Linked DNA regions of Homo sapiens: all the other regions are linked to region 2. A link is a loop called in an ENCODE intact Hi-C map of the cell type or tissue named here. Cell type or tissue: B cell. All regions are shown on one strand. Links, peaks and the distances in the headings refer to the core of each region. The heading gives the core; the rest is flanking DNA. Region 1 has its middle 22 kb from the start of RRAS2. Region 2 overlaps RRAS2 (RAS related 2). Region 3 overlaps SPON1 (spondin 1).

Evidence for each region. Hi-C counts contacts between places; a loop is a spot of excess contacts. Peaks named below come from ENCODE experiments on the same cell type or tissue, not always from the same donor. Only the 100,000 strongest peaks of a DNase experiment are listed, where the experiment ranks them.
Region 1: it touches region 2 in a loop (3-fold over the local background); 2 of 110 quality-filtered maps call a loop at or near these places.
Region 3: it touches region 2 in a loop (10-fold over the local background); 2 of 110 quality-filtered maps call a loop at or near these places.

The regions. Positions count from the first base shown.
Region 1 is chr11:14,375,482-14,386,056 of GRCh38, forward strand. No RefSeq gene overlaps it. Among named protein-coding and RNA genes, the nearest start is that of RRAS2, 22 kb to the left of the region's middle. RefSeq lists a silencer at 5,442-5,736 and an enhancer at 5,641-5,860. In B cell, for the core only: no CTCF peak of the experiment used is centred there; a DNase peak (open chromatin) is centred at 5,720; H3K4me3 peaks cover 1,335 bases; H3K27ac peaks cover 945 bases.
Region 2 is chr11:14,307,900-14,318,474 of GRCh38, forward strand. The region is part of intron 1 of RRAS2 (RAS related 2); the gene reads right to left. Among named protein-coding and RNA genes, the nearest start is that of RRAS2, 46 kb to the right of the region's middle. RefSeq lists enhancers at 1,068-1,197, 4,810-4,859. In B cell, for the core only: no CTCF peak of the experiment used is centred there; DNase peaks (open chromatin) are centred at 4,472, 6,442, 7,572, 8,212 and 1 weaker place; H3K4me3 peaks cover 3,871 bases; H3K27ac peaks cover 5,000 bases.
Region 3 is chr11:14,231,540-14,242,114 of GRCh38, forward strand. All of the region lies in intron 6 of SPON1 (spondin 1), which reads left to right. Among named protein-coding and RNA genes, the nearest start is that of RRAS2, 120 kb to the right of the region's middle. RefSeq lists an enhancer at 6,032-6,081. In B cell, for the core only: no CTCF peak of the experiment used is centred there; a DNase peak (open chromatin) is centred at 6,242; H3K4me3 peaks cover 658 bases; H3K27ac peaks cover 1,547 bases.

The DNA of each region.
Region 1 (10,575 bases), core at 3,721-8,720, 68 kb after region 2:
CCTTGGCTTGTTGCTCTTTGCTCCTTCACTTATCTTTGTTTCTGTTTTAGTCTCTATCTCAGCTTTTCTGTCTCTGTTCCAATTGTTCTCTCCTTCTGTCTTTGTTTCTATCTAAAAGTTTCTTTTTCCATTTTACTCACATTTCTCTGAATAACAAGGCATGGCTCCCTGGGAAATTTTCTTTGCGTTACAAAAACCCAAAACAAAGCAAAACAAAGACACCCAATAAGCCCGGGTGTTTTGGTATTCACAAAAGCATATGAATCTAAAAGCCAGTAATAATTTAGATTCATACCTCTATACCATAAACAAAAATATATCTTAGACTATTAAAGAGTTAAACATAGAAAAGCCAAATCACGGAAAAACTGCAGGAAATTGAATTTACTATTTATCAGATCTTTGAAGGAATGGTAACTTTCAAAGCATTAAAGCAAAGAAGAAATCATGAAGGAAAAGATTTTTATTACAGTGGTACATGCTTGTAATCCCAACTACTGGGTGGCAGGTACAGGAGGTTAGTGGGGGGCAGTGGTGAGATGGGAGGATTGCTTGAGCCTAGAATTTCGAGACCAGCCTGGGCAACTTAGTGAGACCTCATCTCTCTTTTTTTTTTTTTTCTTGAGATGGAGTTTTGCTCTTGTTGCCCAGGCTGGAGTGCAGTGGCACAGTCTCTGCTCACTGCAACCTCCGCCTCCCAGGTTCAAGTGATTTTCCTGTCTCAGTCTCCCAAGTAGCTGGGATTACAGGCGCCCGCCACCATGCCTGGCTAATTTTTGTATTTTTAATAGAGATGGGGTTTCACCATGTTGGCCAGGCTGGTCTCGAACTCTTGACCTTAGGTGATCCGCCCACCTTGGCCTCCCAAAGTGCTGGGATTACAGGTGTGAGCCACCGCGCCCAACCTGGTCTTAAAAAAAAAAAGTGAAGCTTCTGAACAAAGAAAAGTAACAAGATAAAAATAAAAAGTTTTCAGTAAAGCAAATAATAAATATTTAAATTATATAAAGTTCATATCATAAAAAGAACAATTAAAGCCTGAGTAAACATATTATCCATAAGTTGAAAAATGTCAACATAAGTAAAAATGCTTAGCTTCTTATTTTCAGGCATATGCAATTAAAACATTAATGAGAACCTTTTCCCTGCCATTATTCTAGCAAAAAGCAAAACAATGATAATACACAATGCTTGTGGTTAGGTAAATTTGTACAACACTTTTGGACTGGTATTTGGCAATAATTATCAAGAAACTTTAAACTATTTGTACCTTTGTTCCTTAATTCCATTCCAAGAGATTTATCCCAAGGCAGCAGATTTTAAACTATGCTTCTGGCAAGCCAAGAAGTGCTACAGAATTGTCTGTGGAACTGATAGTAGGGATATACATTAACCAAGGTTTGGGGCTATAAGCAAGAAAAACTAACCCTGATTACCTTAAGCAAAAGGGCAATCCACAGGGAAAACTTGGACACAACAGAATCAATGAGAAGCTACAAAACCATGTTCTGAAAATAGGCAGGAAACAAGAGAATTCCAGAGGGCTAGGCAGCTGGAACTACACTACAGGTCACGGAGCAAGAACAGTTAGGTGCATGTGGCACTGCTGCTGAGAGGAAAATGACCTCTAATTACCCCCAAACTGTCATATGCCCGTGATTCATAAGAAAGGATGTCTGATTGACTGAACCTAAATCACATGCCTCAGGCTTTTCAAGGAAGCAGGAGGTGAGGGTGAAGACTCTAGGTCTCTGGTTTCCTAATGGGTGATGGGAACTACCTCTCAAATCTACACACATATGGGGAACCCTCAAGCAGAAGACTTGGGTACTAATTGCAGGATGATATGGATGCTGGACAGCTGAAAAGCAGGAAATATTTATCAACTACTGGGTGATATTCAGAGATGCCGACCACATAAAGCTCTCAGCTTCCTACCCCCACTTCAACCAGAGCAACTCCACTTTCATCACCTTTTCCAAATAGGCTTCCAGGCAAGATTTTGTCTGCTGAAAGGTTTCTGCAGCTTCAACACATTTAAGAAGCCCTTGTGGATCGCCAAGAAGGCTGGCTTAATATACCTTACCAACTGTTTTCTCCTTTGCTGTCTTCCAGTGACAAGACTGGAACAATGCTTATTTTTCTAGTCTCCCTTACAGGTGGAGGTGGCCATGTAACACAATTCTAATCAAATGAGACATTAAGTCTGTATCCACTGGAGGTTATCTGGGGATGATAAAGACAAAAATGTAGACCTGACTGGCATTATCTCTACCTCTTTCTGCCATGAATGCTGATGTTACAACTGCAACTTCAGCAGCCACTTTGAGAACATAAACATGAGAAAATGGCCAAGAGAACCAAAGCCAACATCCACCCACCTCTGAATCTCTTGTTATATGAGAAACATAGCCTCTTACTTTAAAAGCAATTTTAAGAAGTTTTCTTTCCTTGCAGCTCATATAATTATTTATTGATATATCCCTAAGGGAAAAATCTAGAAGAAGTAAAAATATATACATATATATGCATATATTTGTGTGTGTGTGTATATATATATATATAGAGAGAGAGAGAGAGAGAGAAAGTTGTTCATTACAGAATTTTCCAAACTGGTTTAAAAAAATAACTAAATCTAAATGTCTATCTATAGGAGATTGCTTAAATAAATTACAGTCTATCCACTAGATGAAATACTATGCCACTATGCCTGTAGTGAGATAAATAATTTTGAAGCTATTATATGTTTATGACATAATAGTAATTAAAACCCTAGAATGAGTAATTGTATCTATGTTATGTACTATACATACAAACCCAGCTATCTGCAGTGGCCACTGTCACCTTTAAAGGAACTGAATCATCCACTGCACCTGATGAGCAGAGCAGCTATAAACATGTTCTGTGCTGTGTGGCTCACTGACCACCCTCCACTCCACACAGCTGATTGGCTCAGGGGTGGACATCTGATCCAGAGTACCCAACATCCTTTGAGATGCTTATTGCAAAACTCTCTGCTCAAACAGGGGTGAATTGGTCCAGTAAGATTCTCATCCTTTGGAATCAAAATTGGTAGAATACCAAGAGAATCAGGCAAATCGAATCAGGAGCTGAAGTTTAAAGAATACACAGAATGGTCAGGCATAGTGGCTTATCCCTGTAATCCCAGCACTTTAGGAGGCTGTGGCAGGAGGATCATTTGAGGCCAGGAGTTGGAGACCAGCCTGGGCAACATAATGAGACCCCGTCTTTACAATAAATAAATAAATTAGCTGGGCATGGTGGCATGCACCTGTAGTCCCAGCTACTCTGAAGGTTGAGGCAGGAGGATCACTTGAGCCCAAGTTTGAGGCTGCAGCATGGTATGATTGTGCCACTGCACTTCAGCTTGGGAGACAGCAAAACGTCTCAAAAAAAAAAATACTTAGAGAATTATTTGGCACAGTGGCTCACATCTTTAATTCCAGCACTTTGGGAGGTTGAGATGGGAGGATTGTTTGAGGCCAGGAGTTCCAGACCAGCCTGGGCAATATAATGAGACCCCATCTCTATAAAATAAAATATAAAAATTAGGCTGGGTACGGTGGCTCACACCTGTAATCCCAGCATTCTTGGAGGCCAAGGTAGGTGGATCACCTGATGTCAGGAGTTTGAGACCAGCCTGGCCAACATGGTGAAACCCCGTCTCTACTAAAAATACAAAAATTACCCAGGCATGGTGGTGGGCGCCTGTAATCCCAGCTACTCGGGAGGCTGAGGAATGAGAATCACTTGAACCCGGGAAGTGGAGGTTGCAGTGAGCTGAGATCGCGCCACTGCACTCCAGCCTGGGTGACAGAGTGAGACTCCATCTCAAAAAAATAAATAAAATAAAACAAAATAAAAATTAGCTATAATCATGTCACTGCTCACCAGCAGCCTGGGCAACAGAGTGAGACCCTGTGTCTTAAAACAAAAAACGAAAACAAAATATAGACTATGTCATCAAGCAAGGGCCATGAGAGGCTATGAACTCATGTGTTATAAGGAACCAGAAAATATTAGGCTAAGAAAAGATAGAGTACAGTGTGAAGAAGTCAGCCAGGTGAACAGAGAGACAGAGGTAGACACAGAAAAAAAGGAAAGCCCAAAGAGTAGCTAACTTAGGTAAACAGCAGTGTTAGACTGAGGATCAAGAATTCTAGAGAGATGCCTTAGATTCAGAACAGCTTTCTAGGTCCAGTCCTACAGGCTTAGCTGGACTCCAGCCTCTTTTGGCTAAATGGTTTCAATGAGACCCTGTAGCCAGTGTGAGTATGCATTCCTGGGAACCATAATAGTTTAGCATAGCTGTAAAAATTATCTTTGCATATAGAGAGGGACAGGAACATGAACAAATAAAAACCATCCATTTGTTAGAGAAGGATTTTTGTGGATATTTCTTTTGAAGAATTCATTATTGTTGCTCTAATGTTGTTTTTACATTAAATAACAATTTTGTTTTAAAACCACTGTGGAGCTCCTGGGATAAAGCCTTAAGTATGTGTGTATTACTGACTTTGCAATACTGGTTTCCAAGAATTTATTTTAAGAATATAATCAGAGATAAGGCATGAAAATGTAAATTCTTGAATCCTTATTATAGCATTGTTGTAGTAGAAAAAAATGGAAACTACTTAAATGTCAAACAACAGAGTATTGGTTAAATAAATTATGATATATCCATAGAATGGGATGCTGCACAACCATTAAAAAATCATATTGTAGGCTGGGCACAGTAGCACATGCCTGTAATCCTAGCACTTTGAGAGGCCGAGGCGGGCAGATCACTTGAGGCTAGGAGTTCAAGACCAGCCTGGTCAACTTGGTGAAAACCCGTCTCTCCTAAAAATACAAAAATTAGCTGGGCTTCATGGCACGCACCTGTAATCCCAGCAACTCAGGAGGCTGAGGCAGGAGAGTCGCTTGAACCTGGGAGGCAGAGGTTGCAGTGAGCCGAGATCACACCAGTGCACTCCAGCCTGGGCGACAGAGCAAGGCTCCGTCTCAAACAAACAAACAAAAAAAATCGTATTGTAAAAGAATATTGGTTGGTACAGAAAATGTTCATGATTTACTGCTAAGCAAAATACAACAACAACAAAAAAAAACTTACAAAATAATAACTACAACGTGACACCCTTTCTTTTGTACAGAGAATAAAGCATGCTATCACAGGCATAAAATACTGAAGGGACAGATACTAACATGTTAACAACAGTTGCTCTTGGGTTGCGAGGCAGGGGTAGTTAGAAGAAATGTTTGTATTTTTCCTTTATACTATTTTGCTTTTTTCGTGTTTTCCTACCTTGAGTACCTTGTTTGCCTAATTAAAGAGGTGGGGAGAGGAGGAGATTTCCTCTCCCGCTTTTAATTTTTTTTTTTTTTTAAAGAAAATCACGCTGACTGTGTGCCTAGGAAACTATTGCCAGAATTTCCAACATCTCCCACAGCCCGGTGCTTGGGGAAACCAGAACTAAGTGAAAGACTTTCTCTCTGAGAGCAAAGTGCGCAGGTGACAGGAGAGAAGGGCAGAGGAAAGAAATGGGTTGGACCGATCCGAGAACGGGCAGGCTGGCGTGCCGACGGTCGCCAGCAGACAGCCCTCTCCCTAGCGGAGCGCTCGCCCCAGCCTCTGCCCAGAAGGCCCGGGGCGACGCGCTCGGATGCGTGGCTCCGGAAGGGCACTGAGCTAGAACATGCTGGGGCACCGCGCGGGCACCCAGGTGCCGCTGGCGCCGCTGACGAGGGGTGCTAGCAGGCTGTGCTCGAGGAGCTAGGAAGCTGTAAGCCTGTGAAAAGCCAAGCCAACCAGGCAGAGCGGCTCCGCAACAGCTAGCCCCGGCCGGGGCCTGCCCAGCGCTGCGTTGACCGCCGGAGCCCGCGTGCCGCTGCAGCGGAGCCATCATGAAGCGGCTCCCTGGCCAGGCCGTCCTGGCAGCCCGCCCGCCCCGCCCGCTGCGGAGCAGTGCCCGGGGAACGAAGGCAGGCGGGGATCATGTGCTGCGCGCTCAGGAGCCCTTGGCATTCCTCGCGGGGCGGCAGCTCTCCCCTCCATTTCCACCCAGGGGGGCTATCGGTCTTACTTTAAAAAGACAAAAACACAAATTACGGTGACGCAAAAGAAATATAAAAACAGGAGTCAGAGGACCTAGATTTGATTGTCAACCCATGTGACCATGAGCAGGTCACATTCATGCCTCTGCTTCCCTATCTGTGACATGGATATAATGATCCTATTTGTCCCAAGAGGTAGCCGTGAGTCTTATTAATGAAGATACAAATGATATAAGAGTAATGAAAACTGCTTTGCAAATTATGAAGGATAAGCTGATGCCAGTCCCTGTTCGCTAGATGTATACATTTCAGGACTTCGTAGTTCTTTAATTTTGAATGTTATTTGTGTGTATTGGTAAATCATCACTTTCCACTTTCCACAGTTTAAAATGGAAGACTATAGTGCAGTGATAGCTTAGAACTGGGAAGGAAATCAGGTCCAAAGCAAAGGAGAGCACACACCTGCCAATATAAAGATCAATAACATTTCTGACACTGGGTTTGGAGTTGAGTTCTGAGTTTCACAGCAGTCAAAGTGTAAAAGGAACCACGATCAGATGTTGTACTCATTATCAGAAAAGATTAGTACAGAGGAGAAGGTTAAGCAAGACAAGTGCCCTCAGGAAAAAATGGGATGTTCTCTAAATCCGCATTCCCCAAGTATCAGTCGTTTACATACCATCTTCATGTGTTTTGCTGTATTTATATGCCACATGTACATTTAGTTAACGAATATTTTTTCTTTAAAACAGTCTAACAAAAAATATTTCCTAATAAAAAATATATATTACTCCCTTAAGTGTTTGTTCTATATTTTCCCTGATATAATTTACTTTATTAAGAAATACATAACCATTAAATTTAAAATGTTCATTCTCTAACCACCTAATGTCATCTTATATGCCACGTGTATTAGTCCGTTTTCACACTGTTATAAAGAATACCGGAGACTGGGTAAGTTATAAAGAATAGAGGTTTCATTGACTCACCATTCCGAATGGCTGGGGAGGCCTCAGGAAATTTACAATCATGGCAGAAGAGGAAGGGGAAGCAAGGACCTTCTTCACATTTGTGACAGGAGGAGGCAGGGGGAAAGTGCCATACTTCAAAACCATCAGCTCTTATGAGAACTCACTCACTATCACAAGAACAGCATGGGGGAACAACCCCCATGATCCGATCACCTCCCACCAGTTCCCTCCCTCAACACGTGGGGCTTACAATTCTAAATGAGATTTGGGTGGGGACACAGATCCAAATAATATCACCACGTAAGATGTCCGAGTGCATAATGTGTGCAGGCTATGTATAGCACACTTTGGGAAACTCTCTTCTTCTTGTTTGATGAGCCCCTTACAGAGCCCATCATGGCATGTCCACACTGACAGAGATCCTAGATATCACCAGGGCCAATTCCCTTTGCAGACTCTACTAGCAGACAGAGGCCCAGCAAAAGGACCAGACTTGCCCAGGATAACCCATTATGGGAGGGACAGGCTGATGCCTCCTAACCTCCAGTCCTATGTCTTTGGCTCCCTTTACACACTACCTCTCCCTAGGTCCCTCCACTCCCCCTACCTCCCACCATCCTGTTGACCCCTCAGTCAGGGCTTGTGCCCATGAGAGCCTAATAATATGCCCCTGTCTGAGTCTAAGAGAAGGTAAGTTGATACAATTTGGGCGGCACCCCAGAACCACCTTGGATTCTCTCCTGGTCTCTTTCCTTAGATTATGAACTCCAGGAGGGGAAGAGCCATGATTAGGAGGTTGGTGTGAGATAGCAGGTGAAGAGGCAGAGTTATATAGAGCTCATCTTCCCAAGTAGGTACTGAATAGGCTTTGGACAAATTGCACAGGATAAAGAGAAGTAGCCAGAAGAATTGTAGAATTTCCAGGGCTCAGAACTACTATCAGGCCACAGCTTCTGGTGGGGCGGGTTGTACTCTGAAGGAAGACACCTGCAGAGGAGGCAACTCAGGATCTCCTACCTGAGGCTGAGGCAGCAGGCAGAGAGGAGGCTGTTTTAACTGGGCTCCCAGAGGAGCTGCCTTTCACAATTTGTTCACCTGAGGGGTACCTGCTTGTAATATGCTCTAAGGTGCCATATGAGCTAGCAGAGCCTACATGGATCCCAAAGAAAATTATGGCAGTCAAGGACTATGAGGTAATAATCTGAAACTCAAATGGGTCCTCTGGGGCCCAACAGGGATATGTCTTCCTCACCTAAAGGCCCCTGCAGAGCTGATGAGCAGTGCTGCCTTGGACCAGTGAGGATAACCTGCAGAGCTCATCAGAGCTAAGCACCAATAAGATTCAGGTTGGGAGGGTGGAGTACAGAGACCCCACAAAGTCTAGCAATAATGCTGCCAACACTCAAGGTAGACAGAAGAACAATCTTTTCAGCTCTGCTTAGCCTCTGCCAGGTGTTGCTATTGGGAAGGCTGTGGGCTGAAGGAACAAGCCCTGGATTAGGAGCCAGAAGGCTAGAGTTCTCACTCTGGCTCTGTGTGATGTTGGGCAAGTTTCTTTGCCACTCTGGGCTTCAGTTTCCTCATCTACACATTTTCCTAATTCTTGTTCTGCTGTAAAAATTAGGAAATTGGCCAAGTGCAGTGGCTCACACCTATGATCCCAGCTCTTTGGGAGGTGGAGGCGGGCGGATCACTTGAGGTCAGGAGTTCGAGACCAGCCTGGCTAACATGGTGAAACCCCGTGTCTACTAAAAATACACAAATTAGCTGGGCGTGGTGGTGTGCACCTGTAATCCCAGCTACTTGGGAGGCTGAGGCAGGAGAAACACTTGAACCCGGGAGGCAGAGGTTGCACTGAGCCAAGATCATGGCACTGCACTCCAGCCTCAGCAACAGAGTGAAACTCCATCTCAAAAAAAAAAAAAAGATTAGGAAATTTAGGTTCTGAAGTCAGACAGACTTGGTTTTTAGCCCAGTTCTTCCCAAAGGAACTCAGAGGTCAGCTAAGGACACAGATACATAAACAGGATTTACAAAAGAGACTGGCACAAAAGCAATGATCTTGCTTCTTGCTCAAGGCAGCACAGTGAGTGGCAGAGTGAGGACTAGAATACAGGGCCCAGACCTTGATGTAGAGACATAATAATCATATAAATGATTAATGAAGTGGCTAATCATAAATGTGACAGTTGCCACAAAGGAAAGGTAGAGGATGCTATGCGAACACACAACAGATCGTAACATGATGTATACGCTGTGGTAAAGATTCTGGATGTTCCCCAAAGAGTAATAGGAAATCATCTAAGCAAAATGGTGATAGTAAGAGGCTGCTGCAATGAAGACCAGATTGGAAGGATGCAAGAGTGGAGGCATGGAGGCCTGTTAGGTGACTCTTGCAATAATTCAGACAAGAGATGTTAATGACATGGGTTAGGGAAGTGGGGTGACTAGACCAATGAGGCATAAAACTATCAGGACTCAATGACTGATTCCATGTGAAAAGAGAAAGGGAGAAGGCCATGTTAAAGGCAACACTCACGTTACTGATAGAGACAGAAGACAGCCAAGGGTCCCCAGCAAAATCCCAGCTTCAAGCCTAAAAAAGCCTGAAGATTGAAAAACCAGACTGCTGGTCCCAGATGAAGCCCACCCTTTCCCAGCTGATTCTCTCTGAATAATGTCCACCTGCACACTGGGGGAAAGGGGTGGAGCCTCAGGAAGTTTGTGCCCTAGGCAGCGGAGGAGCCTGTTCTCTTCAGCTGAGTGGTGACCTGGGTGGGAATGAATCTGTGAAGTGGAGGGCCTGTTAGCATGACTCCATCTCACTTGCTGAGTTGTTTTTTTCTTTTTTTCCTTTTTGTTCAATAAAGTTCTGCTTTACTTGCCCTTCAATGCATCCACATGCCTAATTTTCTTGGTCCTGTGGCAAGAACCCAAGTTTAGCTGAACTAAGGAATAAAGTTCTACAACATTACTGGAATGAAAAATAGGGTGAATGATGGTGCCATTTACTGAGATCAGGGTACTAGGGGGGAGCACGTTTTAGGGTGATCTTTAGTTCAACTTTAGGGACATTGGGTTTTCTAGTTGTGGTGGTTGTGTTTTAATTTGGTTTGGTCTGAGAATGCCGAGTTTGCCTATGAAATTGAGAAAGTAGTTGGGTATGGAGGTCCCTTGATCAATGAGAGGATTGGGTTTTGGAATCAACCCACTGGCAACTGAAGGCACAGTGGACAGAGACAGGCAACCTGCCTATCCCTAAAGCATAGCGGAGAATAGATGGTACACAGGCTTTGGAATGGCACTCATTGGTTTTTTGTTCCCTTTTAACCAGCGGCCATGTGACCCTGGTCAATTTGCTTAATCAATCTGAGCATAAGACTCCTCATTTATAACATGGAAATAATGATTCCTACCTCACTGAATTATCATGAGAATTATACTATATTACAATTCACAATTCAAAAGACTCTCACCTACTTACTATATGTAAGGATATTTCAGACAAACACTGTATCTTATAAACTTG
Region 2 (10,575 bases), core at 3,788-8,787:
AGAAACTTATCCTGCCGATAGGTCTGCACATATAAGAAATGATATGTACAAGGTTGTTCATAGTGAAATGTCTTTAAAAGACTGGAAACACAATGTGCTTCAGCAAGGACAATGTCATTCAGCAAATGCCTGGTTAAATTACGAAAGGTTCATTCAATATGAATATAACCATTAAAAAAAGGAATGACTTCATGCATTAATATACAGCAATCTGCAAGATATGTTGTTAAATACCCACAGTTTATGTATTTGCTTTATGTGCACAAAATATCTCTGGAAAGATACACAAGAAACTGATTAACTTTACCTGTGGGTTTAACTGGGTTGCTAGGAGATATGGATGGAAGGAAAACAATTCTTGTAGCTTTCAAATTTGAAATACATGAATGAAAGAAGGAACCCAAGAGTTTCGAAAGACCTAGACAGATTAAACATAAACTCTTTAGTAATAAAAGCTAGATTCTAGTCCCAGCTATACAAACAACTAGCTCAGTGCTCCTAGATGAGTAAATCTCTTAAACCTCTTTCCTGGCTCTCACCTATAAATGAGGGGTTTGCCCTTCATGACCTCTTTAAGACTCTTTCCAGCTATATAATTTTATTATGACACGTTTAGCTCCTACAATATGCCAAATATAATTTATAGGTGCTATCGAGGACTTCCTTGTTTTAAATTTGTGGAATACAGCAAAATATCATATTTTAAAAGAGGAAGATTTGCTTGAAGCCCTACCTCTGCTACTTTATAGCTGTAGGATTTGCAGTAAGTCACTCCTCACTGACACCAAATTTAATTACTTGCAAAGCTGAGAGACACTTTCAAGAGTTTTTTACAAGGAGTAAAACGTGAACATTTTCTGTACTTTACAGCTCCACATGAAATGTGAACTACTGCACACAGACTCCCCCTTCAGGTGCTATGAAGTAAAGAGCATGTATTTTAGAGGCAGTCAGACCTACATACCCCGCTTAATTGCTGTATCATCTTGGGAAAGTTATTTAATCTCTTAAGTCTCAATTTCCTCACCTAAAAGATGATCATAATGATTCTTACTTGAAAGGGCTATTGTGAAGATTAAATGATATTGTTAAGTACTCAGTACACTGCTTAACTAAAACTGAGTATTCAAAAATTGGCTCTTTTCCTTTCCAAACTTAGAAATGGAAGGGTGCCCCATAAACAGGTAGGTAACCAACTCACTTCTAGTTGTAACTTTTGCTTCCCAGAGTCTAGACTGTTACTTCCATTTTCACTTCCTCTCCCCTCTATCCCGTTACCTACCAATATCCTAAACCCCAATTTCATTTCTCACCTCTTCTAGAACAGAGAATGGTCTGTAGAAGCAAAACTAGAATTAAAGGGGGTGATTTCCACAGCACATGTTCTATTACTAAACTGCTAAAACTGCCACAAGAATCTTCCCTAGGCTCACTCACCACCCCACTTAATCTACAAATACTAACTGAACACCTATAATGTGCCAAGCATTGTGTCAGGAGCTGAGGATCTAATCCCCAGGCTCTTAGAGGGCTGGCAGTTTCTTGAAGTATTGACCATCAATAAATAAGCAAACATAATACATCAGAGGTGATAGGAACTCTGAAGAAAAATGAAGGGGGCTGGCAACAGCAGGAGTTGGAGGGGAGGATATGATACTGCATAAGATAGCCAGAGAAGGCTCCACGCACAATGTGACACTGGAGAAGGGAATCCTGGATCAACTGAAGGAGTGAGCCATGCTGTGATCTAGAGTATCATTCCAGGCAGAGGGAACATTAAGTTAAAGGCAGTGCGGTGAGAGTACTGTAACATGTCTGAAGAACAGCAAGACAGCCAGTGTAGCTACAACAACAAACATGAGAGAGTGGTTAATGAGTTCAGAAAATTAACAGGGAGGCAGGCGGAGACTTGCAGGCCAGAGTGAGGACTTCAGATTTTATTCAAAGTGAAATGAAAACCACTAGAGGGTCTGAGGCAGATGAATAAAATGTTCTGACTTTCATATGAAAAGTAATACTGGCTGCAGTCAGAAGACTGGATTATAGGTCAAGGGTGAAATCAGAGACTACTTAAGAAGCTATTACAATAAATCATGAAAAGAAAATTGCAGCTTGAAGGGAGGTGACTGGAATGGAGGTGTAAAGTGGCCAGATCCGTGTTTACTTCCAAAGGAGGGCCAACAGCATTTGCAGATAAACTGGATGTAGATACAGAGTCTGTCAGAAAAGACTCAAAGATGATGCCAAGTTTTTCTGCCTAATTAACTGTAAGAATGGTGGTACCATTTATTGGGCTGCAACAGGCTGGTGGGGTAGAGAATGGAGGAAGAATACAGAGTGGTTTTGTACATGTTCTGTTAAGACACTTATTAGACACCTACAGAAATGAGTCTGGGATTCACTGAGAAGGTGGGGCTGAAGACAAATTTGGGAGTCAGGAGATAGATGGTATTGTCACAAGACGAATCAGACAGAGAAAACAACAGAGACTGGGACCTGGGGTACTTCACTGTTGGGAGGTCAGGAAAATGAGAAAGATCTAGGCAAGGAAACTGAGAAGGAGCAGCTAAAAGTAGGAAGAGAACAAAGAAAATGGTAGCCAGGAGGCCAAGAGAAGAAAATAATTTAAGAAGGAGCGAAAGATAAGGGTTGCTGATAGGTCAAGTAATCATAATAACAGTGACAGCAAGCACTTACATGACATTTACTATATACCAGGCACTGCTCTCTCTCTACAGATAAGGAAAAAAAGAACTGAAAGATTAAGTAGGGTGACCATATAAGTTACTGATAAACTGGGACTCAAAGAGGATGCTAATAATAATTACATCAGGACAACAGGCATAAACCAGGACTTTCCTAGGCAAGTAGACATATGGTCACCCTAAGGTTATGCATCTCTCTTAGGCATGGAAGGAATTCTTCCTTGTTTCTTATTCAGTGTTCTAATTGTAACCTATTGTGTGGCTACTGCTTTCCTTCCCAGCCTTGCATGCAATGGACAGACAGGTTCTGATACTTCCTTTCAAAGGGATTAGCCAAGAACCATCCCACAGAGGAAATCAAAACAGTGTGTGCATACACACTGCTTCTGATACTTTTTTCAAAACTCTGTGGCAAAGGATTTTTCACTGATTCGAGGAGAAACAAATTTAAAAGCATTTTAGGCCAGAAGCAGTGGCTCATGCCTATAATGCCAACACTTTGGGAGGTCAAGGTGAGAGGATCGCTTGAAGCTAGGAGTTTGAGACCAGCCTAGGCAACATAGCAAGACCTATAAAAAAATAACCTAAAAATTGACCCGGTGTGGTGGGGTACACCTATAATCCAGCTACTCTGGAGGCTGAGGCAGGAGGACCACTTGAGCCCAGCAGTTTCAGGCTACAGTGAGCTATCATCATCAGACCACTGCACTCCAGCTTGGGCAACAGAGCGAGAATCTGTCTTTAAAAAATAAAAATAAAATAAAAAAGTACTTTATTTTATTTTGAGACAGAGTCTCTCCAGCCCAGGCTGGAGTGCAGTGGCACAATCTCGGCTCACTGCAACCTCTGCCTCCCTGGTTCAAGCAATTTTCCTGCCTCAGCCTCCCAAGTAGCTGGGATTACAGGCACGTGCCAACACGCCAAGCTAATTTTTGTATTTTCAGTAGAGACGGGGTTTCACCATGTTGGCCAGGCTGGTCTTGAATTCCTGATCTCGGGTGATCCGCCCACCTCAGCCTCCCAAAGTGTTGGGATTACAGGCACGAGCCACTGCGCCTGGCAACATAAAAGTACTTTAAATGTATTTAAGAAAATATAGGTCAGTTATACTGGAAAATTATTTCAATAATATATTTTAAAATGTGCTTGTTTCACAAGAACATAGCCATGAATGAAGGAAATTAACACTGCAAACTACGAAAGTTACATAAACATACACACACAAACAAGATATGTCATGGTAGCTTTGTTACTGTGAAAAACTTTTTTTTTTTTCTTGAGATAGAGTCTCACTCTGTTGCCCAGGCTGGAGTGCAATGGCTCAGTCTCGGCTCACTGCAACCTCCGCCTCCCAGGTTCAAGCAATTCTCCTGCTTCAGCCTGCTGAGTAGCTGGGATTACAGGCACCTGCCACCACACCTGGCTAATTTTTGTATTTTTAGTAGAGATGGGGTTTCCCCATGTTGGCCAGGCTGGTCTCAAACTCCTGACCTCAAGTGATCCACCCACCTCGGCCTTCCAAAGTGCTGGGATTACAGGTGTGAGCCACTGTGCCCGGCCTGAAAAACTCTTAATAGCCTAAATATCCCTAAGGGGAGAACACGGACTAGTTACATGAATTACAGCATATCTATCACAGCATAGCAAACAGCCATTGAAAAGAATAAGACACGTCTTGAAATGCCACATAGATTTCAAGAGCATCTATGATATACTATTCATTTGACAAATAGTTGTTGTGTACTTAATACCTACAAGCTAGGATATGGTTCTGAATAAGAATAAAACCAGCATAATTCAGGCACTTGTTTTTTGTTTGTTTTTTGTTATTTTTAGAGACAATCTTGCTCTGTTGCCCGCACTGAAGTGCAGTGGCCCGATCACGGCTTACTGCTGGCTTGAACTCCTGGGCTCAAGTGCTCCTCCCACCTCAGCCTCCTGAGTAGCTGGGACTGTAGGTGCATGCCACCACGCCTGGCTAATTTTTTCATTTTTTTGTAGATATGAGGTCTCACTATATTCCCCAGGCTGGTCATCAACTCCTGGCCTCAAGTAATCCTACCACCTAGGACTCCCAAAGTGTTGGGATTACAGGTGTGAGCCACTGCACCCAGCCAGTTCTGGCACTTGTGGAGCTATGTTTTAGTGAAGACATATAGGTCTATGGCACAATAAAATTCAAAAAAGCAATCTCACACCTGTATCACTGTTGTTTTACTTTCCTAATAATACGAAGAACTAAATTCCTCATCAAGTTCATCTCAAAATGGGAAAGCAGCAGCAGCAAATGTTCTCAACCAGAGATTCCCTCCAAACCACATGCCTGGAGGCCGGGCCAGCACTTCTCTGAAAGTGGCTGTCTATTCACACCAAGGACAACCAGTCTTACTTTTGATTACTTAACCTCATTCTACCAGCAATTCTGTTTTTATAAAATATCTTATGGCACACAAATTTAAATCAGACTAGGTCGCTAGGGATAATTTTAAACTTTTATGTGGAGACAAACATGATTCATATCAAAAGGAACTATAAACATTTATCTTATAAAAATACCCAAGTACGTAGGTTTAAAAAGTCAAGAGCTAAACAGCACATGTTCACAGAATTTAAGACCCTGCTCACACCATTTAGAGACACAAATTATAGCTTGTCTGTATGTGCTCAGCCTAATTCATAGTAAAAGAATGCCACATCAATTGTAAACCACATGAAAAGAAAGTAAACATGTAACTCTGAATCACATTTATATGCATATAATATAGGTCAGATTCTATAGCTATTATTGCATTTAGTAAAAGTACTTTCATAGTGCTTATTTGCAAATGCAGGAAGAGGCTTGCTCACTGTAGTGGCCTGAATGGTGGCATCCAAAAAAGATATATCCAACTCCTAATGCCTGGTACCTATGAATATGACCGTATTTGGAAATAGGGTCTTTACAGTTATTAAAGTGAGATGGCCCTGGACCTAAATCCAACCACTGTTGTCCTTATAAGAGAAAGGAGGGTGAGATGCAAAACACAGAAAATAACCCAGAGAGGAAGGCCACATGAAGGCAGAGGCAGAGATTGGAGGGATGCATCCACAAGCAAGCCAAGGAGCACAAAGGGCTGCTGATAAGCACCAGAAGCCAGGACAGAGGCATGGAAATGATTCTTCCTCAGACTCCAGAATCAACCAGCACGACAACAACTTGATTTTGGAGTTCTGACCTATGAAAAAATAAATTTCCCTTGTTTATACCACCAAGTTTGAGGTGGTTTGTTACAGCAGACCTAGGAAATTAATATACACATCTAAAATAGTCATTTGTTTACAATGCAGTAAGTCTCAAGAGCAATCAGTAAAGAAAAAAGAATTTAGCAAGTATTTTTAATTTATTATGTTATAAAACAACACATCTTCATTGTAGAAAATCTGGAAAATCATTAGAAAAAACTATAAAATTCACCTTTAGAACCAAAGCCCATCTTCACAATCTCTCAACTTTAAAATGTGAAACTAGACATGTATTTTCTAGCCTGTGAGCTAAATAACCTGATCTTAAATTGTTCAAATAATGTCCATCATTAAATGCCTTTGTTTACAATTAGGTTTATATGGCACTTACACAACTATGAAATTGAGAGTCTATGATGGAAATTCTGATCTAATTTTAACATAAGCCTTATAATTGAAACATACAAATGGGAACTACAAGGAGAGTTTTATTGTCATGGGGGTTTCCAGCGAGGTGCTTTCCCTTGATCATTTTGGGTCCTAAACTGTTCTGGTCTCTAATCATAATTTACATATCAACCAAATCCTCAATTTTAGAAATAATATATGCAGAAATAAGAAGTGCAGAAAAGCAATAAATGCAGAACAAAATATTAACGAATTTTATTCAAGAGCTCTTGACTAATGTTCTTCCACATTTCCATTACATTTTTTTCAAAAAATAATTATCAATTAGATGCCATAAAATAAAGAGGAACATCTAACAGCTGCCATGTAATAGCAAATGTTGAAATACTGAGAATGAAAAATAGCTTGAAAATTATTGCCAAACCAAATCTTTGAATGCAGGCACATGGTTTTTTTGTAGTTTTTGTTTTGTTGAGATGGAGTCTCACTCTGTCGCCCATGCTGGAGTGCAGTGGTGCGATCTCGGCTCACTGCAACCTCCGCCTCCAGGTTCAAGTGATTCTCCTGCCTCAGCCTCCAGAGTAGCTGGGACTACAGGCACACGCCACTATGCCTGGCTAATTTTTGTATTTTTAGTAGACCAGGTTTCACCATGTTGGCCAGGCTGGTCTCAAACTCTTGGCCTCAAGTGATCCGCCCGCCTCAGCCTCCCAAAGTGCTGGGATTACAGGAGCCACCATGCCCAGCCAAATGCAAGCACATGTTTTAATATTTCATTTAAATAGCCATGGTTTTTGTTATAAAAAGCAAAAGTCTCACTAACTCCAGGTAAATTTTTAAACTAAGCCTCTACTATTTAAATGTTTATTCAAAATTAGACAGCATCCTCATTCCGTAAGTGTGAGCTGCACATAAGGACTTCCTTCCAAAGAATACAATATGGAAAAGGGTTGGGGCAGGGAGCAACTTCATAGTAGAGAAACCAGACAAACATTACCTCAGCCAGATGATCAGGGTCAGCATCAACAGTTACAAATCACGCTGACAGCATGTACTCTTGATATAATGTGATGAAAACGGTACTTCACCTCTGTGGTCTTCCTAACCCAAAACCCATAACCCTACACCTGTCATGAGAAGAACACTAGACACATTCTAATAGAGGGGCACTCTACAAAATACTTAATGAGTACTCTTCAAAATAGTTGGGTCATCAAAAACAAGGAAAGTCAGCCAAGAGGAGCCTAAGAAGGCATGACAACTAAATGTAATGTGTTATCTTGATGGGATCCTGGATCAGAAAAAGGACATTAGGTAAAAACTATGGAAACCTGAATAAAGTATAGACTTTAGCTAATAATAATGTATCCACATTGGTTCATTAATTCTAACAAATGTACCATACGTGTTAACAATAGAGGAACTAGGTGACAGATATATGGGAAGTTCCTATACTATCTTCTCAGGTTTTCTGTAACTCTAAAGTTCTTAAAGTCTACTAAAAAAAAACTACATGGCAGTCATTTCTAAAAAATGCCAACTGAGGTTCTGGATAAGACTTTTCTAATCACCCACATGTAAAAGCTTAAATTTAATTAAGGAAAACAACTAGACCCACTAAACAGTTTCTAGCACTAAAATTAAATCCACATTTTAGGGTACTCAGAGGCAAGATAAAGGGAGACCAGATCAACTCCACCTTTTTAAGCAAACATTTACTGTGATAAGAATGTAAAAATTCAGTCTCAAAACCACAGAGCTATTAAAAACATTAATTTTAAACTAATAAAAAGACAAAAAAAACGTAGTTCAGAAGAGATTTTAAAGCAGAAAGCCCAGATCAGAAACCCATAACAGGAAGTTTGGTCCTTCTTCCACCATCTTGGACTAAAATTTTACGTCTCTGAACATATTTGACTGTTTCCTCATTTACATAATGGAAAGTGACAATCGCACAGTGCAATATCCAAAAGATGCTCAAAAAATAGCCTGTCATAAATAAAAATATAAAATTCTTAGTCTTTTTACTTCACTCACATCTGCTAAAACCAATGCTTTCTTGGTGAGGTATGCATCAGTCTGAAGAGAATCAACCAAAAGAGAAAGACAGAAGGGGTACAAAGGAGGGAAAAGTAGGAATAGCATTTAACTATGTATATTAGCATTTTCCAGGCCCTCCTTTTTACAGTTTTTACATCTCCCCCTGCAAAAGTATCCTGATGAGGCCAGGTACAGCAATCCATGCCTATAATCCCAGAACTTGGGGAGGTTAAGGCAGGAAGATTGCTTGAGCCCAGGAGTTCAAGACTGGCCTAGGCAACATAGCAAGACCCTGTCTCTACCTACTAAATAAATAAATAAAGCCAGGCACGGTGGTACACCTCTGTAGTCCTAGCTAATTGGGAGGTTGAAGCAGGAGGATTGCTTAAGCCCAGGAGGTCAAGGCTGCAGTGAGCTATGATCGCACCACTGCACTTAGCCTGGGTGACAAAATAAGACCCTGTTTCAAAACAATCCAAAAACAGTGTCCTAATGAAACTCTCATTTCAACTAACACTTATTAAGATATCCCGAAAATTGTTACATTGTAATTCACCAAACTTTGGGTTCTACTGCAAATGAGACATTGGAAATAACAAAAATAAATGACTATCAGTTCCTGCCTTCAAGGAGTCTACTTATAGTCAAGTAGGAGGCAAGACAAGAGAACAAATAACCACCTTTTGTTGACAGGAGGATGACATCAATTAGAAAATGCACCTAATTACAGAGGTGTTAAAATAAGAAATTTTTTAATGTGTGCCTTAGAATGAAGGAGATACTATAGTTTCTGTGTGGTAAGAGTAAATTTAGAAAAAGGTACTATGGAGGCATAGATGTTAATGTACTGCCATTTAACACTGCTACCCTTATAGGTGTTGGGTGGAGTTCCACAGATTCTCAATCATCCAAGTTATGGAAGAAGAGAATTCAAAACGTATACACCTTACCAAGAACAGACGTGTTTGCAAAATGCAAGACAGACCTGTAAAGATGCAGAATATCTGTATTAATAAAATCTTAGGCCGGGCATGGTGGCTCACACCTGTAATCCCAGCACTTTGGGAGGCTGAGGCAGGTGGATCACCTGAGGTCAGGAGTTCAAGACCAGCCTGGCCAACATGGTGAAACCCCATCTTTACTAAAAATACAAAAATTAGCCAGGTGTGGTGGTGGGTGCCTGTAATCTCAGCTACTCAGGAGGCTGAGGCAGGAGAATCGCTTGAACCCGGAAGGCAGAGGTTGTAGTGAGCCAAGACCGTGCCATTGCACTCCAGCCTGGGCAACAAAAGCGAAACTCCATCCCAAAATAAAATAAAATCTTAAAAGGCAAGATGAATTCATATTGACATTTCACTAAATTATTTGGGAAACAAAATTCAAAGGTAATTACTTTTAAGAAACGTAGCCTCTATCAACAAGAAGCAGATGATGAATGAACTTACTAGTTTTTCCTCTTGATCTTTCCCTACAAAACAAATCATTGCAAACTCTAAATGTACAAAGGGGAGCTGAGCACAGTGGCTCATACCTGTAATCTCAGCAAGTCAGGAAGCCAAGGCTGGAGGATCAATTCAGCCCAGGAGTGCAAGGCTGAGGTGAGCTACGATTGCACCACTGCCCTCCAGTCTGGGCAACAGAGTGAGAGAATGTCTCTAAATAAGTAAATAAATGTATGAAGAGGACAACTGTAAAATAAGCCACATTTCTAAAAGAGAATCAGGTCATTTTCAAACGGAGCAGGAAGAATAAAGGAATCATTTTCATGATATTTCCCCTCACTGTTAGGACTAAAGCTGTCCTTTATACAGGAAAAGGAAACCCTGTCTTCGCAAAATCCTGAAGGCTTTTCTATGTGTAAACCCTAGAGAAATACCTGTCAAATGAGTAACTATCCTAATAAATCCTATATGGATGTTCACTTCTTTTAATACTTGAGTGCAGCCGGGCGTGGTGGCTCATATCTGTAATCCCAGCACTTTGGGAGGCCAAAGCGGGTGGATCACCTGAAGTCAGGGGTTCAAGACCAGTCTGGCCAACATGGAAAAGCCCCATCTCTACCTACTAAAAGCACAAAAATTAGCAGGGCGTAGTTGCGCATGCCTGTAGTACTAGCTACTTGGGAGGCTGAGGCAGGATAATCACTTGAACCTGAGAGGCAGAGGTTGCAGTGAGCTGAGACCATGCCACTGCACTCCAG
Region 3 (10,575 bases), core at 3,389-8,388, 77 kb before region 2:
TACCTAGTTCCCTTCTCCTGAGGCAACTGATTTTTGTAATGTTCTTATATATCCTTCCAGAGATACTTTATGCAACTAGAAATATATACACACACAATTTTCTTTATCCTTACCACCCCTCTCCACAAAGGTAAATAGATTACACAAATAGATTACTATACAAACTGTACTGTAGTTTGCTTTTAACATTTAATATATCTTACAGATACTCTTACTTGTGACATGACTTTTTTAATGGTGAATCCAAAGACTATACAGCAATGTCTAAAAAAAAAAGATTCAAAAGTATATACGTGTGTGTGTGTGTGAGTTTTGTGCATAAGTTATGATGTCAACTATGACAAACAAATGAATATTGCAATTGATGAAAGCTGCTGGGTAAGGATGGTGGGATTATAGGGTCATTCTTTTTGTTTCTCTCTCCTCCTACGCCGTGTGTGTGTGTGTGTGTTTGTCTCTGTGTGTGTGGCCAAAACATGGTTATGTTTTTAAATTCTAAAGACCTTATTTCAGTATGTGAGGTATATTTTCATTTTGGTAGAGTTCTTTCCTGGCCCTTTCATATGCATCAGCATCTGTTTCTTAAAATACTTGAGTCACTTTATTGGTGAAGGCTTCCTCCACCACTCTAAAATTGCAGCATAACTCTCTCACCCCATCCTGGCCCTCCCCCTCACCCTTCCCGGCTATATTTTCCCCGGAGAGCTAATCAGCACTGGACACACTGTGTAGCTGTTATGTCTGCCTCCTCCTCCGGAATGTAAGCTCCTTGAGGACAAGGATGGGTGTGTCTTCTGTTCAGGGCTCATTCTCCAGCACGTGGAATAGGCCTGGCACAGACTAGGGGCTCCATCTATCATTGCTGGATGAATGAGTCCTCACCATCAGCCCCAGCAACCCAACCCACATGCTCTCTGGCTCATGCCTGTAACCACTAACCAGAGCACCTGCAGATAACCAGTAACCAGAGCATCTGCAGCTCTGTCCTCTGCTTCCCTTTTCCCTCCCCACTCTGGCAACTCTGGAAGACCACTCCTCCCTCCCAGGTCTGGATCTCACCTTAGGGATCCATTCCTGCAAGTGCACCCTCCCTCTCTCCTGCAATATGAGCTTATCTTCTATATTGGATTATACACTTGGACATACAAACTTGCCCTCATATCACACATCTTTCAAAAAATAATCACATGTCCTTCCTGCTACTGCCATTTTTCTCAACTCCACAGCCGACTTCTCAAAAAGCGCTGTCTGGGCTTGCTGGTTCCGCTAATTCACCTCTGTCTTTCCTGAACCTGCTTCCATTGTATTTTCAGTAGTGGCCAGTGGGGCAGCGGCGGCAGCAGTGAGCACATGGCAGGGGGGGCAGTAGGGCAGCAGTAAACAGAGGCCGCAGAGGTAGTGGGGTAAGCACAGGGTTTCTGAAGAGGCCCTGGGCAGGTCCTGGTGTCCTCCTATCTCTCTGGCCATTATACCTTAGTCTGCTTTGCTCTCCCCCATCCTCTCCTCTGCCTCCATTCACTCCCCAGGTAATCTATCCTGTGGTTTTAACTACCAGTCTCTATGCTGATGACTTGGAGTTTACGTCTCCAGCCTGGACTTCTCCGTTGAGCTCCGGCCTCATATATCTACCTTCCTACATGACACCTCCTTTTGGAGTCATCCTTGACCCCTCTTTGTTTTATACCTCACATCCAATCCATCAGCAGATAACGCTGAGCCGACCTGTAAAATATATCTGCATCCCATGCCTTGAACCCCTTCCATTGCTCTTCCCTGGCCCTATGTCGCCAGACACAGCAATGGCCTCCTGCCTGGGGTCCTTGCTCCCCAGCTTGCCCCACTCCAGTTACTTTCCCTGAGCAGCCAGCAGGATCCTTTAAAAATATGAATCAGGTCATACCACTCTTCTGCTCACAAACCCCTCAGCCATGTTCCAGTCCCATCACACTCTGAACAACAGCCCCTAAACCCTCTGGGAGGGCAGCCAAGGCCAGAGACTTCCTCTAGCTTATTATTAACTAATTGTTTAATTAACTAATTCATTATTTATCCCTTAAATATTCCCTGCATACCTCTCACAAGCCAGGCTGGTGCTGAGGATATAGAAGGGATGCAATGCGGCCCCTGCTCTAATGCTGGCTTCTGGGACGGGACCTGCCCTGGGATGGCAGTGGGGATGGGAATCATGGTTGAGGAGTGTCCAACACTGTTTCTTTTTCTTTTTTTTTTTTTTTTTTTTTGAGATGGAGTTCTGCCCTCGTCGCCCAGTCTGGAGTGCAATGGTACAATCTCAGCTCACTGCGACCTCTGCCTCCTGAGTTCAAGCAATTCCCCTGCCTCAGCCTCCCAAGTAGCTGGGATTACAGGTGCCCGCCACCATGCCCAGCTAATTTTTGTACTTTTAGAGATGGGGTTTCACCATGTTGGCCAGGCTGGTCTCAAACTCCTGACCTCAGGTGATCCATCAACCTTGGCCTCCCAAAGTGCTGGGATTACAGTGTGAGCCAAAGCACCCGACCCCCAGTGCTGTTTCTTGAAGACTACAGGATGTGTTCCCATGGGGTAGGGTTAGGGGTGCTGAAAGGGGCACTACCCTTACAGGTTGAGGCACCTCCAGTCAGATCTGGCCTGGATCATGGGCTGGGCTTCCTCACAGCCCTTTCTGTTTGAAGGCAGACAGCCCTTGCTTGATGTTCTCTCCTGTTTGGATTTGGCATCACCTACGTGATGTTCGAATACCTTCTGCTGTGGCCCCCTTTTCCCTTCTTTGCTCTGGCCTTGGCACTAAGGTTTTTCTGACTGCTGAAGGTCAGGTAGAAGATGGGGAGGCGGACCACGGAAGAGCAGGTCCTGGGGGCTGGTGGGATGGGAGGCAGGCATGCCCCATCAGCCTCTTCTGCTCCTTTGCTCACTGATTTTACTCAGGGGAGCAGCAGACTTGTGTGAGCACTAAAAAGAACATAATAAAAATGCAGAAAATGAGGTTAAATCCAGGATGGTACTTCAGTTACCAAAGGACAAGCTAAGTAAATGCCGATGGCCAGTGCCAGCACACAGAAGGTCATAGGGTGATGTGAGTCCTCAGAGCTCCCACCCACCGGAGGCAGCCCTTGGGCGGAGGGGCAGTGGGGCAGGCCCGGAACAGCTCTGATGGTCCCTTCCTCTCTGGCTTCAGAAATGCCAAGCTGCTTCCACAAAACCATCTCAGGGGAAAATCATTATCTACGGACATTATGCAATTTTCCCATCGAAATTACAAGCTGTGTTTGAAAAGAAATAAAAAGAAATTGAATTTGAAATGCTTCTGTGCAAACGCATCATCTTCTAGTGGATCTGCTAATGGGCTTCAGATACTTTCTCTTGCTCTAAAATAGTTGATCAGACAGCAGCTTGTGATGGTGGCTGCTTCCCGGGGAACGGGGCATAGAATGAGCACTTATGAACGGCCAGCCAGCCCACCTGAGCCAGGTTCAGAACCTGTGAGCTCTGACCACGGTTCCCAAAGTGGTCACTGTATGCTGTCCCTTCCCCTCCTCTACCTGGCAGTGCTGGCACGGCTCTATGCTGGGACTCTCACTGCTCCTCCAGCGCCTCCAGCTGACACCCAGGTCGATGAGTGTCACTTCACACTGCGCTGGCTCCATCCTAGGTCCAGGGAGTGCCCACGGACTGGGCCTCGGAGGACACCAGCCCCTTCCTCATCACAGCCTCTCATTCACCCAACAAGTATTAGTTAAGCGTGTTCCCAACACAGATCTAAACACTGATAGTACAGCAGTGAGCAAAACAGACAAACACCCTCGCCCTCTTGGAGCTTCCATTCTAGCAGGGGGAGATAGACAATAAAAAGTAAATAAGGCAGGACATGGTGGCTCACGCCTGTAATCCCAACACTTTGGGAGGCTGAGGCAAGCAGATGGCTTGAGCCCAGGAGTGTGAGGCCAGCCTGAGCAACAAAGCAAGACCCCATCTCTACAACTAATTTTAAAACTAACTGGGCATGGTGGTAGGCACCTGTAGTCCCAGCTATTTGGTATGCTGAGGGTAGAAGGATGGCTTGAGCCCAGGAGGTCATTCTACAGTGAGCCATGATTATGCCCCTGTACTCCAGCCTAGGCAACAGAGAAAGACCCTGCCTCAAAAAAAAAAAAAAAAAAAAAAAAAAAAAGTAAGCAAAATGCACAGTCAACTGGACAATGGCAAATGTTATGAAGAAAAGATAGTGGGATAAAGGAATAGGGATGCTGAGTCAAAAAGGGGGCAGGGACCTGCCATGGACATCAAAGTCCTCACTGAGAAGTTGACATTTGAGCAAAGACCTGGAGGAAACAAAGGAGAGAGTGCTCTGGTATCTGGGAGAACAGCATTCCAGGCACAGGGAACAGCAAGTGCAAGGTGTGCCTGGCATGTTTAAAGATACATAAGAAGTCCAGGATGCCGAAACCCAGGTTGTGGAAGAGTAGTAAGAGATGAGGCTCAGGAGGACAGGCAGACCATGGAGGGTGTGGGGGACCAGAGCAAGGTCCTGTCTGCTGTGAGATGCAAAGCCACTGGAGGATTTTGGCCAGAGGAATGGCATGATATGACTGCTGCACGAACAAGAGTCTGGAGGAAGGGAGGGGAGGTAGAGAGACCTGCTAGGAAGCAACTGCACTCATCTAGCTGAGCGATGATGGTGGCTTGGATCAGGATGGAGGCAGGCAGGAGACGGAAAGTGGTTGGATCATGAAGATATTTTGGAAGTGGAGTTGACAGGGTGTGCCGATGGATCAGTTGCAGGGTGGGAGAGAAAGAGGCATCCAGGGTGGATGGAACTGAAAGTACGGCATTGCCATGTAATGGGATGGGAAGAATGAAGGAGGCTGGGCTTAGGGAGGGGAAGATCAGGAGTTTGGTTTCAGGCACGTTGTTGAGTTTGAGATGCCACTTAGATACCCAGATGAAAATGTTGAGTGGCTGATATGCAAGTCTAGAGTCAGAGGCTAGTTTGCAATAGAAGATTACAGCTTAGGAATCATCAGCATATACACAGTTGGCTTTTTAAGGCAGGGGACTAAATGAAATCACCAAGGGAGTGTGGATAAAAGAGAAGACCAAAGGCTTGAGCCCTGGGGCACTTCAAGCTTTAGAGGAAAGTGAATAGGAGTCAGCGAGGGAGACTGAGAAGGAAGAGTTGATGAAGTGGAAAGAAAATCAGAGGCAGCAAGTCCCAGAGCCAAGGAGAAAGCTTTTCAAGGCAGAGGGAGTGAGTGACCAGCTGTGTCAAATACTGCTGAGGGGTCACAAGAGCTGAGAGCTGGGCACTGACTTTGGCTTTGGCACGGAGAGGTCACTGGTGACCTTGACGGGAGCAGTGAGTCTGCTGTCAGAGGAGAGGTGAGTCTCAGTTGCCTCACCTGAGAAATGGGGACACCCTCCTGCCTTCCTCAGAGAGCAGCAGTGCAGACCATGGGCAAACTGCAAAGTGCCACCAAATATGAGCTGTTTTATTTATGACCTGAGAAGCCCAGAGGCTGTTGAAATGAGGGGAGGCTACTGTTGGGCACAATTGGTTTTAAAGATGCTTACAGCCCCGTTATCACCTCATAAAATGGCTCATTTCTTGCTACTCATCACCAGAACACTCACCCAGGCATGAAAAAGTTACCTTCAGAGGTAGAAGCTGTCAGGATGGATATTTTTTGTGCATGGCAACTGGGAAAGAGAAAAAGCAAATAATGGGGCCAAATAGTGCTCACCGGGGTCTCCACGCAAGATTCCAGACACTGCTCTCCCAGAGGGAACCCCAGTGATCCTGTGCCTCAAAGCAAGGGCTCCTTGGAGAAAGCCACCAACCAGGGTCAGCTGTGCTCTCACTGCAAAATGAGCAACATGGGGGAGGGAGGAGAGAAGGATGGAGAAGAAGGACAGTCAGGGAAAGTGGAAAGAATGTGAGTTTGGAGTCAGATACACATGCGTTGGAATCGTGGTTCCTGTGTGGTCAGCAAATGACCTGACTCCTCTGAGCCACAGCTTCCTCATCTGCAGTGGACAGCGTGATAGCTATTTCCAAAGCTTTCTGTAAGAAACAAGCTGTTGAATGGGGGAATGCACACTGTGTGTGTGGCTGCGTATCACTGCATTTGCAATTAGTGGCACTGGGTTTTCCCCTGTTTAGTAGCAGACAGTTTTTCTTCAGCCCAAGGAGCCTGTGCCTTCCCGGCTTCATCAAACCGGTCGTCAGAACAGCAGTAACTTTCAGTGTTGTGAACATGGTCTGATATTCTTCCACGTGTGGCTGTGATATGCAGAACTGAAAGTAGGCTAGGACATGCCCTTAAGAGCAGCAGAAGTAGGAGGGGTGGGCCTGGTTCTCCTGGGCCACAGTGTGCACTTTCAGGCCCCATCTGCCTGGGTTCATGGTGGCAACGGGTGTGGCCTCTAGAATCAGACTGAGGTCTAAACTCTAGCTCAGCCAGTTAACTAACTGTGAAACTAATTTGGCCAAATAAATGTGTTTCTGAGGATTAAAACGTATATATCCACCTTGCAAATGTGTTGTAAGGATTAAATCAGATGCTGTCTATTAGGCAATTTGCAAGGTTAGCAAGATGCTTAGCACATAAAAAATAAATAATTATTGTTTTATTATTGTTGCTGTTTCCACCTGTTTCTATTCCTTTCCCTCTCTGATCATGGATTGCATCCCATTTCTCTTCCTGTGGGGAGGAGAGATGGTAGGGGCATCAGGCAAGTTGGCCAGGCTGACTCCACACTGAGGTCTGAGCCTCAGTGCTACCAGCAGCAAAGGAATGTTTAGGATGAGGAAATGGCTTGTGGTTCAGGACTGGAAGACAAAGTCAAAAAGTTAGGAAGAAAGGGGCAGGGGGATGTGACAGACTCTGGCCTTCTGCTGTGGGCACAGCTGGGATGTGTGGAGCTCTTCCTCATTGGGTGGCTGGCTCTGGAGTGCAGAGGAGGGTCAGCGTGGGGTAAGATTGGTTCAGACACCAGCCCCGACCCTAGACTCACAGTCTTACTTTCTGTTCTGCTCAGACCACCCTGTTTATCTCCTGGTATTGATGTAATTGCTGCCTCCAGAACAGATCTGTCCCAGATCTGTTTTCATTCCACATGAACCCGCTTCCCTCCAGACCTGACCTCAGCCCATGGCCTGTTAGGGGATATGCTCTTCCCATTTGGTACCAGTAACTGTGAGGTACAAGTACAGCTGTTGTATCCCCACAATATGCTTACAAAAGCAAAATGGAAGATGAATATGAGTGACCTGTAGTATCTTTGGGTTTTTTCCTATTTTAATTGGTATGTCTTTAGAAAAGTGTTGGCATCATCCAAATGAACCATGAACGATGGATGCCCTGAGACACTTTGTTTGAAAAGGGTCCTGTGGGAGCTGAGAAGGGGCTCTAAGTATTCTTGAAAGTTCCTGTCTGTGCCTTAGAGACTTGTTAAAATAAGCTTTTCATTTAAGTCTGAAGTGTGGGTTGCTTACTCTGAATTTAAGTCCTTCATTCTTCAGAATGTGAAATGCCCAGGGCCCTAGTGCCCCCATCCAAGCTACATAAGCCTTCCATCATATGCTCCCTGGGACTCAGAGCTTGGCTTTCAATGGAGGCAAGTTCTCCTGAGGCTTTGTGGGTTTGTACCTGCAACTGTGTGCTCCAGTCTCTGTACTCAGGCAGCGCAAGTCAATTCTGATATGAACTTACCCTGAATGTAAGTAAAAATAAGAATGATCAGTAATTTTTGTGGAGCACCTGCTATGTGCCAGGCACTTCATTGCCACATTACATGAGTTGTCATTTAGTCCCCCTAACAAGCACATGCAGAAGATCCTCTTTTTACCCTATTTCACAGATGAGAAAACTAAGAGAGGTCACAAGACTTGCCAAAAAACAGAGTTTGGCAGGGCACGGTGGCTCACACCTGTAATCCCAGCACTTTGGGAGGCCGAGGCGGGCAGATCACTTGAGCTCAGGAGTTTAAGACCAACATGGGCAATGTGGCGAAACCCCATCTCTACAAAAATACAAAAATTAGCCATGAGTAGTGGTGCACACCTGTAGTCCTAGCTACTCAGGAGGCTGAGGTGGGAGGATTGCTTGAGCCCGGGAGGCTGAGCCTGCAGTGAGCTGAGATCGTGCCACTGCACTACAACCTGGGTGACAAAGTGAGACCCTGTCTCAAAAACAAAACAAAAACACAGAGCTAGTAAATGGTACCATTAGCATATGACCTCAGGTATGATTCCAGAGCTTATGCTTCTCAACTATGCTACTTTCCTGCCTGCTGGATTCATAAACATTAAAAAGATGGATAGTATCCCGTGTGCCCTAAATTGAGAACATGGGCACATACACATCCTTGCTGGGAGTAGAAATTAGTACAGACATTTGGAGGGCAATTTGGTAGGGCAGACCACAGTTTTAAATTTGCTTCACATTTTGATCACTCCTATGACTCAATGATACAGGAATCCTTGGATGTATGAGCAAATAAATACGTACATGAGTCTTCATCACAGCATCATTTATGAAAACAACTAAATATTTACTAATGGTGCCAGTGGAATCAATTAGAGAACATCCCCTGCTACATAACTCTCTGCATACATCAAAGAGAATGGTGTGGCTTTGCTTTTTCAACAATCTACTGAGCGGCCGTAGGCATGGTGATATGGCCATGAATGAGCAAGATTCTCTCTGATCCTTATAGAAGTTAAGTTCTACCAGATAACTTGCTGCTTCAACAAAAATATTTAGCTTTTTAAATAAATGTGGTAGAATGCTCCTGCTTTCTTGTTTCATTTAACTCAAATGATCACCAAAAAAGAGAACAATAAGCTGTTGACCCTGCAGATGTTGTGTAACCACTAGATGAAAAGATTTACAGCAGGAAGCTGTCATGCCCACACATATGGTCCCACCATCCTTGGAGCCTCCATAGGTCTAAATGGAGTTTCATCACCATAAATAAATGGTAATGTAGGTTCCAAACTATACTTGTGGAGTTATACATTTGATCTTGGCCAAAAGGCCAAGAAGCAATATTGTGTGTGTGTGTGTGTGTGTGTGTGTGTGTGTGTGTGTGTGTGTGTAGTTATATATTACAAAAGCAAAATCACTATATCAGCTGGGACCTGTAAACCAGAATTTAACTGTAAAGCAAGGTGAATCTGCATGGCCAGCTAACTTGGCAGCCACCTTCACTCCACCCACATTGATTTTATTTTCTAGTGAAATATTTCTTCAAGAGCAAACAGACTGTCATCAGACAGTATCTCATTACCAGGATCTGATATCTTGGATTTCCTTTTTCTAAGTCTTGACCTGGCTTGCCATAATTTGAAGATATCCAACACTTTAAAAATCAAAAAAGAGAGCTAAGATATATAGTATATAGTGTACATAGTATGTAGTACGTACTGATGGAAAGTTTCCCGTGATATGATATTAAGGAAATATTTTAAAGTCATGGTACAGAACAAGATATTCAGTATGACACAGATTTGGTGGGAAAGCTAAATATAATGCCTGCACACACACACACACATCCTTACATGTGCATCGTAGAAGATCTGGAAAGATACACACCATGCTGTAATATTCTGGAAACGGAGAAGGAGACAGAAGGCAGGGTTGCTGTTGAAGTAGACTGTGTTCAACATTTACATTGTGAGTTTCTGTGATGCTAAAATTTTCCACAATGTGTGTATTATTCTGGAATTAAAAATCAAAGAAAAAAAAGTGGAGCAGAACTAGATGATGAGGACCCCATAAGCAAAACTCAGGAAGTAAGAAATTGTCATGGAAGTTGTGAGGAGCCTTTGAAGGGTTTTGGCAGGAGACAGATACCGTCAGATTTGCAGCAAGTGGAGGATGAATTGGGGGAAGCAAGAAGATACTGGAGATGGGGTGGCCAGAGGGGAGACTGTGGAAGGAGGTGAACACAGGAATCCTCAGCCTGACTGGTGTCGGGGGTGAAGGGAGCTGCTGGTGTTTGGCACCCGGCTCAGGCACGCCTGAGCTGTGCCTTCAACCCAGGCTGGGCTGCTGGAGGAGGAGCAGGACTCTGAGGTCAGAGGAAGGGCTCAGCCATGAGGCATATGAGATGACTGGAGGAAAACCAGGTCTGGGGAGACATGGAGCTGGCACTCAGGAGACAGATAGGTTGTGTTCCATATATGACTTCAAGATAAACAACTTCTCGGTCATTCAACAGATATTTCTTAGGAGGGAAGAAGGGATACACTGTAAACAAATAAATATATTTCTCAGAGCATGAGAAATGTAACTGCTCTGTTGGGAAATGCTTTGCCTGCAGACATGTGAATGTTGGGGTGTCTGTGCATCCCAAGATTTTTTTCATCTGATGGAAAGAGGGTACCCCGGGGAGCCTGAGCCTAGGAGGAGGCTGCAAGCTTCCTGGGTGGCTCACCGCCGCTGCCCTGTCCTTGTGGGCCCTTCCCCTCACCCAGGACTGTCTGTAGGAGCCCAGACCACGCTGGGTCTGGCTAAGCCAACTTCCTCTGCACCACCACCACCCAGCAGCCCCTTCCTGCATGGTAAATGGGAA